Linked DNA regions of Homo sapiens: all the other regions are linked to region 1. The links are chromatin loops, found by intact Hi-C in ENCODE. Cell type or tissue: dorsolateral prefrontal cortex. All regions are shown on one strand. Region 1 overlaps SALL3 (spalt like transcription factor 3). Region 2 has its middle 80 kb from the start of LINC01029. Region 3 has its middle 320 kb from the start of LINC01896.

Region 1 (4,000 bases):
TACCATTCATTTCCAGGTAGCCCTAAGAATATTTTCTTTTGGGGGGAATTCAGCAAAAGCACAACCAGGGTTTCTATTCTGTGTGCTGACCATTAGTTGGAATTTAGCATTCTTAAAAGTATTGGCACCAGCTTTTATTTAAGTACAATAAAAATCTTTTTCACTTCTAATGAGGATATGCACCATCTTTCAGTGCTGCAAGATAGTTTCAAGAAGCATAACTTTTAAATATAACAGGAAGGATTTTTTGTTTTTATTAGTTTTATTTTCCTACATGATTTGTTCAGTAGTTGCCAGAATAAGACCAACATGTTTTAGTCTTGGAAGGACAGGTTTGTAATTACAGCATACCTTAATTATTACACATTTCATACACAATGAAACAAACTGTATGTAAAAATTGAGCAATTTAATGTTCCAAGTAAACTTTTATTTAAAAAAAAAAACCTGTCTAGGGTTATTTCTCATGTAATTTCGACACATTTATGATTTAAAATGCAGCTAACTGATTTCTAAGCAAACCAGGCCAGTCACATGCCAGAAAGTATAAAATATTAATTGTAATAAAATAATGGAATGGTTTCTATGTTAGAGATGAAGATTGATTTGTTTCTTAATTAAAGGGAGGCGTTCTCCAGACTGAGACGGTGTCCACCAAGGGGATCCGATAATGCCAGTGTGGTGTCTAAATATTTTCCTCTGTGGGCCTGTCTTTTTCAATCACCTTCAGATTAGTTCTGCTTACTATCTAAAATCCCTACCCCCTTCGCATTCTCTGCGAGCATTAGCAGCCAGCTCGGCGCAGAAAGCCTTTTTGTCTGATGTCTGAAAAGGTGGGGTTGCAGAGTGCTGGCCAGCTTCCGACCGTCTCTCCCTGAAGGTGGGTAGTTAGAAGTGCTTTGACAAGCCTTGCTGATTTAACCTTTGCCTGCTTTGCCCTGCCAGGGGTGGCCACTAGATGTCAAGCTCATAATACAATTAGTGCATCTGTGCTGTTGACCTTGGCAACAGGGCTCACCACTGTTCTGTTAAGTGTTAACACTGAATCTGAGTGTTAACTAGAGATCCCGCGAGCTTGCGCCGTGCTGCACGGCTTCTCAGACGCCATCTAGTTCAGCACAAGTGTTTATAGTTCTTAAAGAAGAAGAGAAAACGGCTTTCTTTTGTGTCGTTATTGCATCTTGAACTGTTTAATTAACCCTGCAGGTGCCGCGGCACTTTGTCGTGATTCGTCGGCGTTACTGGTCTTTTCGAGAGTGACCTTCACCGCACTGTTTGGTAATTCTGTTGTAGGATCTGTATACGTGCAGAGTCACTGGCTTCAACGACCCAGGGCAGTGGCTTTTCCAGGATGATTTTTTGCATATGTGCAAACTTTGCCTGTAGAAATGAAAGTGCCATGAAGTGCTGACAAATGATGGAAATGATTCCATCGCCTGATCCCGAGTGTGAGCGGGCTGATGGTCACAGCTGATGGTAGCCTTGCTTCTGGACGCAGCGTGGCTCATGTGCCCCTCTAGAGCTATTTACATGTAGGCATTTATATGTCTAAGTGGTTTTGCGTATTTATTTCTATGCATAGTGGATTTGAAAAATGGACAGTGTTTGGGTGCTTTCAAGTAGGCATGTCATGAAATAGCACGTTTAATTTCATGTGTCGGATCAGTGAGACCACAGCCTTTGAATGTAAACCATCTGCATCTTCACCAAAAGTGATTTAGCAAAACCTTGTTTTCACCCCCTCATCAAATTTCGATTGAAATTGTTTGCATCAGCTGACATATTTCAGGTCTGCGTATTTTTCATTAGGCATAGATAGTGATACACACGCGTTCCTTATAAGTGTGATGACAGCATAACATCTAAATGAAAGAACTATTGTGCAACCTTGAAGTGTAACAAACGTCTTATTATTTGAAGCAGCGTCGAGGGCAGATAGTTAAAGCAAATGCGAGTGCTGTCCAGCTCCCATCTGCATGTACCCATAAAGGCAACCGTGTCTCCTCCCGGGTGCTTCACTGCACAGGTTAAAAACTGCAAATGTTTTAAGCAGAAGACAGTTGGTGACTGTGCCACAGGTGGTCGTGACTTAACAAATTTGAGGTGTGGGCCATGGCGTCGACGCGCGGGAGTGTGTGGTCAGAGCCGCGTTGAGCATGGCAAGAGTGCCCTCCACTGTTCAGCGCTGTGCGTACACACTCTGAGGTCTCGGGAAAAGGACAGAAAATTTTTCTATTGCGTCTGGAATTTCTTCTACATTGTTAAACACAGTAGGGGTCTCTATTTGTCTCCTCCTGTTTCACAGCTTGGGCTCAGTATGTGATAATTCATCTTTCTTTATGGGATTCAAAGCTATCATAAGGAGTTAAAAAGAATTAATTTGCAAGAAAATAAGTGTCTCCTAACAATTTAGGAAAACTGGAAAAAAATGCTTTCTGGATTTTTAAGAGATGGAAAGGCAAAGGAAAAAGTCCGTCTTCCTTTCCTGAAGATCCACGTGGCATTTTAAAGTTACTCATTGAAGTGGATAAGTTAACAACCCTTTCCCTGCACTAAACAAATTCTGCTTCTCTTGTTCATTGTAATGAGTAAAAAACATGCAGCAAAAGTGTATTGAAGGTGAGCTTTTGAGATTGATAAAGGAAATTACAGAACACCTATATTAATACTACTTTGTAATTGGTTAGCTTACTTAAAAACCACTGTACTTGAAATGCCAAGAACTGTAGCTTGAAATTTTTGAAGAAAGCATCGTCTTAAATATTATATAGGTATACACAGCATATCTTAAGTTATATATTTCATACACAAAATTTATGTAAAAATTGAGCATTTTAATATTATTCTAAGTAAACTTATTTTTAAAAAAAAAACCTGTTTTAGGTTTTTTCTCATGTAATTTCTCATGTAAAACCAAATCAGAGGATTAGTTTGCTTGGAAATCACATAGCTGTATTTTACACACACATATTACAATGATGTTTTTCACTTGTGGCTTTAAAAAGATCATCCAGGCTAAAAATTCTGCCTGTCATTCTGATAGAAGATAGATAGATTCTATAACAGACCAGGGATTAAAGCTGAGCGAAGACCAAAAACAGACAGTCTGAGGGGTTCCTTTCACACCAAGAGTCACTCCTAAGAATAGGAACATTTTTGTTAAACATTCTGTGTATATTTTATTAGTTAGAAGGGGAAAATACATATTTTTTTTAACTATCGTCTTTGAAGCTATGCTTTTGTTAGAGGTTTTCTCTGAAAGGCCTGTGGGACCTTCCTCCCCTCTTCTGTACAACTGAGAAACACAGACAGGAAGGAATGTGCACATGGTAATAGAGGCCCTGAAAATCTAGGTGTAAACAGCAGATATTGGGATCACTGTAAATTAAATGGAAAAAAAAACTATATTTTTATCCTGTGTAGTGCAGATGGCCAACATGGCACCATGGGTGTGATACTTAATTTGAGATCAGCTAAGGCGGGTTGTGGCAGAGCAGGTCCTGAGGCCACCTTCACGTTCACATAGAAGCAAATGGGTTGGTACTTCCTAAAAGTAGCCCTGGCCAGATACTCTCATTCACCAAGAAGGGAAGAGTGTTCGCTAAGTTCTGTTAGTTGGTGAACTGGTTGGCATTTTTCTTAACTTGTTCTAATAAAATCCCATTCCTGCCCATCCCCTGCCTGTTTACAGTTTCACGTCTCTTAGCTGTTGAATAGTGTGCAAAAAATAAGTTCCTTTGACATTAATGATAATGTTTGCAATGCTTGCTTTTTAATTCGCCCCTTAAACAAAGAGAGGAAGAAAATGAAAATTGCATTGGAAATAAATTTCTCAAACTTGTCACTGTTGTACTGTTGTTACAGTGCCTCGCTGACATGGTTTTGCCTTGACATAAAAAGTTTAGGCCATATTAATTAATGTAATAACTTCTATTTTTGGAACATGCATACAGGCCAGTTCAAAATACAAGTTTAATTTAAAAAGGTGGTTAAATACATT
Region 2 (4,000 bases), 910 kb before region 1:
AAGGAATGAATAACTTCCATCAGACATCCCTATATTTTATGTCAAGCCTCTGCCATGTCGTCTGGAAGAAAATCCATTTAATGAATGCCATTCTCGGGAGCTGGGCGAGGCTCCCGTGCTGGACAGGGTTTGATACCTGAGGTCGGAACCACAGCTGAAAACATGGCCAGGGATCAGACCCCGGCGAAATGGACAGGACTCCGCACCTGTGTGGCCGGCGTTCACGATGAGGTAACGACAAACCATGGCTTTGGGGGCCATCCTGTTACAATTTCATTTGCTCCTGATGGAGCTGCTTAGGTCAGCCCTCGTCCACCATCCAGTCAAGCTCCATGTCTCTGATTCCGGCAGACATTCTGCACTGAGCACAGCCCAGAAAGGATGGGATCTGAATGACCCCATACTCACACACTGCGTTTGAAAGAACCAAGGCCTCAGCCCTCTTTCCACTTTGCTTCCATTAGTTGCAAATCCCCCTTGTCCTTTTTAATTTTTAATTACCATTGTCTGTTCACCTTTGTTTTACCCATGACACCTTCAATTTAAACAGTATCAGAGAGGTTGATGTGAACAGTTTTCTTTTCAGCTTAAGTGACTGCAGCTCGTTTAGTTGTTAATTATGCAGGGAGGTTTGCATGGCTGAGGCTGGTAATTTGAATATGCTCTTGATGTCAGGGCTATGTCTGGGCGGCTGAGCTTGTAAAAGGATTATGATGATGTATATATGGTTCATGGCTAAGTGGGCTAATGAAAGTACCTCATTTAATCAAACACAATTAATTAAATTAACTTATGATATTAACCCATCTTTTCGTGCATGTATAATTTATATTAATTGATTTGCTGCATTCAAGTTGACCAATCAGGTGGGTTGTTGGCAGCCTAAGGACTAGGGAGGTGTCATTAGCATTACTTTGATGCAAACCATAATTGATGGGTCAGTGTGTTTTAGAGATGTAGCGAAAGCTTTGCTAATTGTCATAAGAAGTTGAAATTGATTGTGTCTGCATTAGTACATAAATTTAAGTTGATTAATGTTTTGTTCTAAAATTAATGTCCATTCTGGATGGGTGATACAATGCTTTATTTATTGGATTCATTAATGCAGTCTAAGGAAAAAATAGTGTTGAAGTTAGGTAACTGAGGGTAGATCGTTAGGAGTGAGTTCAGTGGAACCGTCGCAGAGACAACAGCGTCCGACGCACAGGCTGTGCTTCCAGCCGGCGAGAGCTCTGCTCTTTAAAAATGTCTGAGCATGAAAGCGTCTAGTGAGGCCATCCACGTTGAGCATTTAATTAAAGCTCCTTTAAAGACAATTACAATGGAAAGCACCTTTACCGTGGTGAACCATGTGGGGGGCTGTGTACGGGGGTCGTGTTCTAGAAACATGATCACTTTCTGGCTGAGGCTTGGATGCTCAACGTCATCCCAGTTTATACCAACCTCCCCTACAAAAAAAGAAAATGCTCTCAAACTTGCTTGAATTGCAATTTGTACTTTACAACCAATTGACAGAGATCATGAAATCTGAAATCACAGACGCTTTATTAGAGCGTAGAATTGAAGCCTAGGCTGCGTTTTCCACAGACGCTCTTACGGAGTGAGTTTTCATCTGAAGATTCTCTAGTTAATGTGATTTGGGACCTGCGCTGGTTTATGGTATCAGACTGGCATTTAATTCGGTGGACTTTCCTAACCTGACATCTAATATTTTAAAGAATAATTGCTAAAACCACTTGCCTTAGTAATAAAAATATGCATTTACATTATTACTCAAAACAGAAATGCATTGAGAGTGAAGGGTCAGAGATCCACTGAAAAAATAGTTTAATTCATTTATAACTCCTTTTCTTTTCTTACCAAGGAAAGCTTAACATCTGCTTCTTATAAACTAATTTAAATAGAAAATGTGTAATGCATCCTTTTACCAAATGGCTCTTTTTTTATTGGTGGAATAAAGCAGTTTCGCTGTTTGGTTTTTACTACAGTGCATTCATGCTCTTAGAAATGAGACACCTCTGTGTTCACAAGGAAACATTTTGAACTTCACATGCTAGAGAGAAGATTAGATATCCCTCTTTGCTGTCTTATGAAGTATGTAAAGTATTATTTACAGACAGTTTACTGAGTCTGAAACAGTTGAATTATATTCAAATATCACTCCATGTGGTGGCACTATGGAGTCACAGACAATGATTGCTTCTCTGAGAGCAACTTCTTCTTAACTTTTGTGTTGTGTTAATGGATGCGTTGCACTTGTTTTCTATCGTCAGATTTTAAGGACAGCAATTCAAAACCAAGTCCTATTATTCTGAGACAGCAGTGATGAGCTTTGCCACGGCTGCGGTTGTATGTGCTGTGTGGGGAAATGAAGTTCTTATTACTTGTTTAAATTATGTTTAGTGCTTCTGTTTTATATATCCTAGAATTATACATGCCTCGTATCTGCTATATGCATAAAATACATTTGTATATGTGTAAGCTTCTTAAACATCCAGCAGAAAACTGGCTTGGATCTGAATATTCCCACGTTCTGCTTTCGTCTTCAAAATGAAAAAGAGAGTTCATTGCTTATTCTGGAAATATTACAAATGAAATCTCCTCTCTTTTTTAAGAAAGTGATTTCCTTAAGACACACGATACAGAAAAAGAGCTCTTCTCCCTAATACTGGATTATTTTTCAATGGTTAATGGAACTGAAAACAACGGAAAGCAAGCTGGTGGGAAGAGAGCAGAGGGCGGTGCGATGTCAATACAGTAATATTTTAGGAAAACAACTGCAGAGATAGCTTTAGTTTTACAATGTGAAAGCTTATTGCATGATCACTTAAAAATTTTAGCTGTCTTTACAATTGTTATTGTGCTGTTGCTGCTTTTGATGTTATTTTAAAGCACAAAAGGAGGAAAACTGGCTGTAGACATATTCGTGCATATTGGCAAGGGCAGAATTCAAATGAGTATCTCAGGAAACATGGTCTTAAATTTATTTGCTGGCTTTTCTTAAGGTTGGGAAGGTAACAAAGATAGTGATTTAAAATAATATTGTCTTAATTTAGCAGTTATGTGAATGGGTCACAGATGTTCTAAGAGAAAATTAACATTGTTTTGTTAAAACAGAAAGGCTTAAGTCTATGCAGAATGTGGCGGTGGTTGGAATAATTATTTTGTTAATCAGGTAGTGGTTTATACCGAGGCATAGCAGGGCTCTCTGTAGATGCGGTGTTTCAGGGAGCTGGGCTGGGAGGCCGAAGGCTAAGGAAGGCAGAGATCCCTGGCTTCCAAGCTGCTCCACCATTGCCTGGGTGGAGATGGGAACCTGAGTCCTGGGACAAAAGAACCGAGAGATGCTGTGCTTCCTTCCTGCTTCAGGCCGGCCTGGGAGCCAGCACTGGTTTTTGTTAGGAATTGCATTTCCGAATAATCATTCTCTGTTCATCTTCATGCCCCCCGATTGCAAGGCTGCTGTTCTGTGTCTGAGACCCCAAGTAAAGCGATCCTGCCAGCAGTAGGTGTCACTGCAGTCAGTAAGAATTATTTCAGAGAGTTGCTAAAGAATGGGAAATGATTTCTAAAGTCCAAAAGAAAGAATTATCATAAAATGCTGGCAAGGTAGAATGGGAATAGTTTTATAGCTTGTTGTCTTGAATATTGAGTTATTACAGTTTTAATGATTGACGGAAATAAAACCGCCATTGAAATCCTTTTCGATTTCTTGAAGCCTGATAGGGACAAACAGTGTTTTCTGTCTACATCCTAGAAAGCAGACAGACAACAGCTCCCCTGCAAGATCAAACATTTTTTACCTGTTCTCTTCTTCCTGGGAGTGTCCAATCTAGTATGCCAAATGAGTTTATCACTTATCAAAACATATTTATGATCCAAGTACTGCAGAACTGTTTAGGGCTTTGGGTAAGACATTTTCCATGCACCTTCAAGAGCCCATTCCATAGTCACTTTATTATATATACATATGCATAAAAAGTTTTCAGAGAGGGAAAAA
Region 3 (4,000 bases), 330 kb before region 1:
TAAATATCCATGAACTGATGAATGATAACCCAGCACGTGTGCTCAGTAGAGCTCTGCCCTGCGGTGAAAGGAACGAGCCACTGCCGCATGCTGCCGAGTGAGAGGCCACAAAGTCACTGTGCTGAGTTAGAAGCCAGGCCCACAGAAAAGCACTAACTTTCCAATTCCATTCACAGATGAGAGACACGGACGGATGCACAGTTAGAGCAGGGGTTTTCTGGGGACAAAAGTGGAAGGAGGGCCAGGAAGGAACAGAGAAAAGTTTTAGAGGGAAGGAGGATTCACCCTCTTCACGGCAGGGATGGCTTCACAGTTAGACACACGTGTCCACACTTATTACCAAATAACACATGTTAAATATGTGTAGCTTATTGAACGTGACTATACCTCAATAACGCTGTTTTTAAAAGTAGCTTAAATGGTAGGAAAAAATACCTTCACACATTAAAGATGAGGCAACATACTGCTCACAAATCCAGAGAGAGCCATTGTGTCCATGAGGTGTGATGGAGTCCACGCCGTATGCATTGGCCGCCCCAGGCCGCAGCTGTCCACAGCCCACCCCCAGGTCAGGTGCCATAAGGACAGAGCATGGTAGGACAGCAGTTCACTGCCTCGCACAGAGACATTAGGATGAATGTTGGCTCCCCCAGCACCTGGTCAACACTGACTGGTATCTTATTATTTTTTCCACGCCAAATGCTCGATCTGCATCTCCGGTGGTAGTAACACCTACTAAGGCCTTCGATAATTTATGAGAGAAACCATGTTGTTCTCTTTGGTTTCCTTCTCTGTGAAAAAGAACAAGGTTCAAATGACTAATCTGCATGGAACACAAAATAATGATAACAATCCTAATTAACAATTTATATTAATAGAACCTTTTTTCTCGGTAGCTGAACACATGGAAAATGCCGACTTCTTTTGCAGAGAAGGGCAGAGTTGGTGGTGGAGAGAAAGGAGGAGGGGGAGGTGCCCCTGCAGCAGGAGGAAGGGGCTCTGTGCTGGAGCTGCAGAGAGGGAGGCAGTGCAGCCGCGACAGACCCACCCACCCGCCGGTTCGTCCAGGGGTAGGAGGCTTTTTGACATCACAGAAACAAGACAACAGGTAGATCAGGATGGTGGCCCATTTTTTCAGAAGTCCAGTGGCCTTGTGGAAGCATGGCCTAAGCCCCCAGGGTCAACTTTAAAGTAATAGTGATTTTCATCTGTTACCCAGCGTGGGGCTGTGTGGACACAATACAATGAAGGGGACGGTCACCTCTGCCCATCCGCCCCTCAATGCAATGAGGGGGACGGTCACCACTGCCCATCTGCCCCCGACACAATGAGGGTGACGGCCACCTCTGCCCATCTGCCCCTCGACGCAATGAAGGGGACGGCCACCTCTGCCCATCCGCCCCTCGATGCAATGAGGGGGAAGGTCACCACTGCCCATTCGCCATCCGATGCAAGGAAGGGGACTGCCACCATTGCCCTTCCACCCCCCAACACAAGGCCCCACAGGTGAGGCAAAAGTGGCTCTCGGCACATCCTGCCTTAGAAAACAAAGCAATCGCACCTCCACGGCCCACAGGCCGAGAGCACCTCATGGATGTGCAGAGCCAGCCCTGGAACTGTGGTGGCTGAGCTGCCCTTTCCCTGGAGCGGGGAGGGCAGGGGCGTGAGTGTTTCATTCTCTAGTTGGTGCTGCCATGTGCCCCATTGGTAGAATGACAAGCTGCAAGTCTTGACGTTTTAGCAATTAGAAGAAAGAGCCACCTGTTTAGGGCCTGACCCAGGGGTGTTTGGAAAATGCAGCCAGCGCCGTAACTAGCTGTCTCCACACAGATGTCACCCCATGAGAACCACGTCATCCCTGCACCCGGCTTCTCCAAGAGCCTTTGGCAAGAGCCATTGGCATGAGGTTGGGTGGTGTAGACCACATCGTGTCTCAGGGGGGCCTGTTAGCTGTTCCAAAGGACATCCCAGGACACTGTCCTATAGACCTTCCCGAGAGATGTCTCCTTTCTCCCTCAGCTCCTGGCACATCTGCAGACCACCCATGGGCTCTCCTCCACGAGACCTGCCCGCCGGGCACCCACCATCCCCCAGCTGTCCCTGGGAACTCCCCACAGCCACCCTGGGGCATGGGCTTTGTCTGCCCTGTCACCAGATGTTGGCAGGCATGGGCTGGACCACCAGCCCCTCCGGCAGACGGCTGGATGCCGGGACTTCCGACGTGGAGGCTGCGAGGCTGCGGCTGGCCAGGTGGTGGCACTGCTGCCCTGAGGCATCTGTGCCCACTTCCACACAGGCTCCTCGAAGGAGCCCACCAGGCAGCCCCGCGTCCCTGGACGTCACCCTCCTGCCCTCACCACTCCACCTGTGGTGTGCGGCACCCACTGTCGTCCTCAGGGCCTGGACATCAACCTGCACCTGTGGTGTGTGGCACCCACTGTCATCCTCAGGGCCTGGACATCACCCTCCTGCCTTCACCATTCCACCTGTGGTGTGCGGCACCCACTGTCATCCTCAGGGCCTGGATGTCACCCTCCTGCCCTCACCATTCCACCTGTGGTGTGTGGCACCCACTGTCGTCCTCAGGGCCTGGATGTCACCCTCCTGCCCTCACTGTTCCACCTGCGGTGTGTGGCACCCACTGTCGTCCTCAGGACCTGGACGTCACCCTCCTGCCCTCACTATTCCACCTGTGGTGTGTGGCACCCACTGTCGTCCTCAGGCCCTGAACGTGAGCCTCCAGCCATTCCCCATGGGGCTTCCCAGCTGCAAAATGCACCGTGCTGCTGAGGACAGCCAGGGAGGCTCCTCTCGCCACTTGGCCTCTCCCCACTGCAAGACAAAACCAGTGCCTACAATCGTTTCAGAGTCTCGGGGAAACTTTGTGATTTAAGACCTTGTCAATGCAACTTATCTTCCTAGTTCTTGTGGAAATGAAGTTTTCAAACATGTAATTGTGCCAGGCTACTGCCAGATTGCCAGGGAGTTCCGTTTTCTCCAGCTCTGAAAGCTGCATGTGACACTGCATGCCAGTCTCCCACCCGCTTTCTCACTGTGAGCGACGCCCTTCTCTCCCTCCTGCCCTCCAAGAATGCCCATCTTGCCCACACTAGCTTCAAGTGGCCTAAAGCGAGGCCCATCCATCCCACAGGACCGGGAGTCCCACAGCCTGCACTGCTGTGAATAATGCAGCTTCTCTCCCATGGCCAGTTGAGAAGGTCCCAGTCTCTCCAGGCCGCATGCACGAGGGCTTTGCTCCTCATGGTTTCCATCTGTCACATCACACGTCTAAGCAAGAAGTCATTGCCATGCAATCCGTCAGCGTTAGTTTTTTCAGCTAAAATAGACTGTGAGGCCCCTAAAGACAAGCCTGAGATGTCTCCTTCCTTCTGTCATCCATCCTACTAGGGAATTAGCACCACCAACAATGCGGGCAGAAAGAAATAGGACCTTGTCGTAGAACACGTCGCGGGTGACGAGAGAAGGGAACATATGTCAAGATTCTAAAATACATTGAAGCCTCCTGTAACCTGGGCCTCGTGTGTAACCCGTGTGATGGCAGCCAGTGTCGAGAAGGTTCACAAACCCCTCCCATCTGTAGCACACACTAAACCCACCAGCCAAAGCAGGAATGATGCATGGCTGTGCGTGAAGCCCCGTGATTATAGCAAGCGGTACAAAGACCCTCAAACTCCAGAGCAGAATGGAGGTCCGGCACCCACCCCAGCAGACATGGATAAAGGCACAGGAAGGTGCAGAACGGAGGTCAGGCACCCACCCCAGCAGATACAGTCACAGGAAGGTGCAGAGCCCAGGTCAGGCACCCGCCCCTGCAGACATGGATAGAGTCAACTCCAGTCTGGGGATGGCTGCCTAGTAGAACGGGTGACCAGGTACAGGATCATGGCCACGAGCCACAGGACCTCCTTGTCCCTCCTCCAGTGAGAGAATGGCCCGAACTCACCTTCCCTCAACCCACCTCCCACTTTTGTTGGGTGGA

What was found. Hi-C counts contacts between places; a loop is a spot of excess contacts. Peaks named below come from ENCODE experiments on the same cell type or tissue, not always from the same donor. Only the 100,000 strongest peaks of a DNase experiment are listed, where the experiment ranks them.
Region 2: it touches region 1 in a loop (8-fold over the local background); 11 of 110 quality-filtered maps call a loop at or near these places.
Region 3: it touches region 1 in a loop (6-fold over the local background); 6 of 110 quality-filtered maps call a loop at or near these places.

Annotation. Positions count from the first base shown.
Region 1 is chr18:78,984,191-78,988,190 of GRCh38, forward strand. All of the region lies in intron 1 of SALL3 (spalt like transcription factor 3), which reads left to right. Among named protein-coding and RNA genes, the nearest start is that of SALL3, 6.4 kb to the left of the region's middle. RefSeq lists an enhancer at 673-1,187. In dorsolateral prefrontal cortex, a CTCF peak has its summit at 2,183 (motif pointing left); DNase peaks (open chromatin) are centred at 1,017 and 2,131; H3K4me3 peaks cover 1,938 bases; H3K27ac peaks cover 2,310 bases; H3K27me3 peaks cover 4,000 bases.
Region 2 is chr18:78,071,314-78,075,313 of GRCh38, forward strand. No RefSeq gene overlaps it. Among named protein-coding and RNA genes, the nearest start is that of LINC01029, 80 kb to the left of the region's middle. In dorsolateral prefrontal cortex, CTCF peaks have their summits at 2,149 and 3,534 (motif pointing right); no DNase peak of the experiment used is centred here; H3K4me3 peaks cover 541 bases; H3K27me3 peaks cover 944 bases.
Region 3 is chr18:78,657,697-78,661,696 of GRCh38, forward strand. No RefSeq gene overlaps it. Among named protein-coding and RNA genes, the nearest start is that of LINC01896, 320 kb to the right of the region's middle. RefSeq lists an enhancer at 1,901-2,402. In dorsolateral prefrontal cortex, a CTCF peak has its summit at 2,255 (motif pointing right); a DNase peak (open chromatin) is centred at 2,225; H3K27me3 peaks cover 2,316 bases.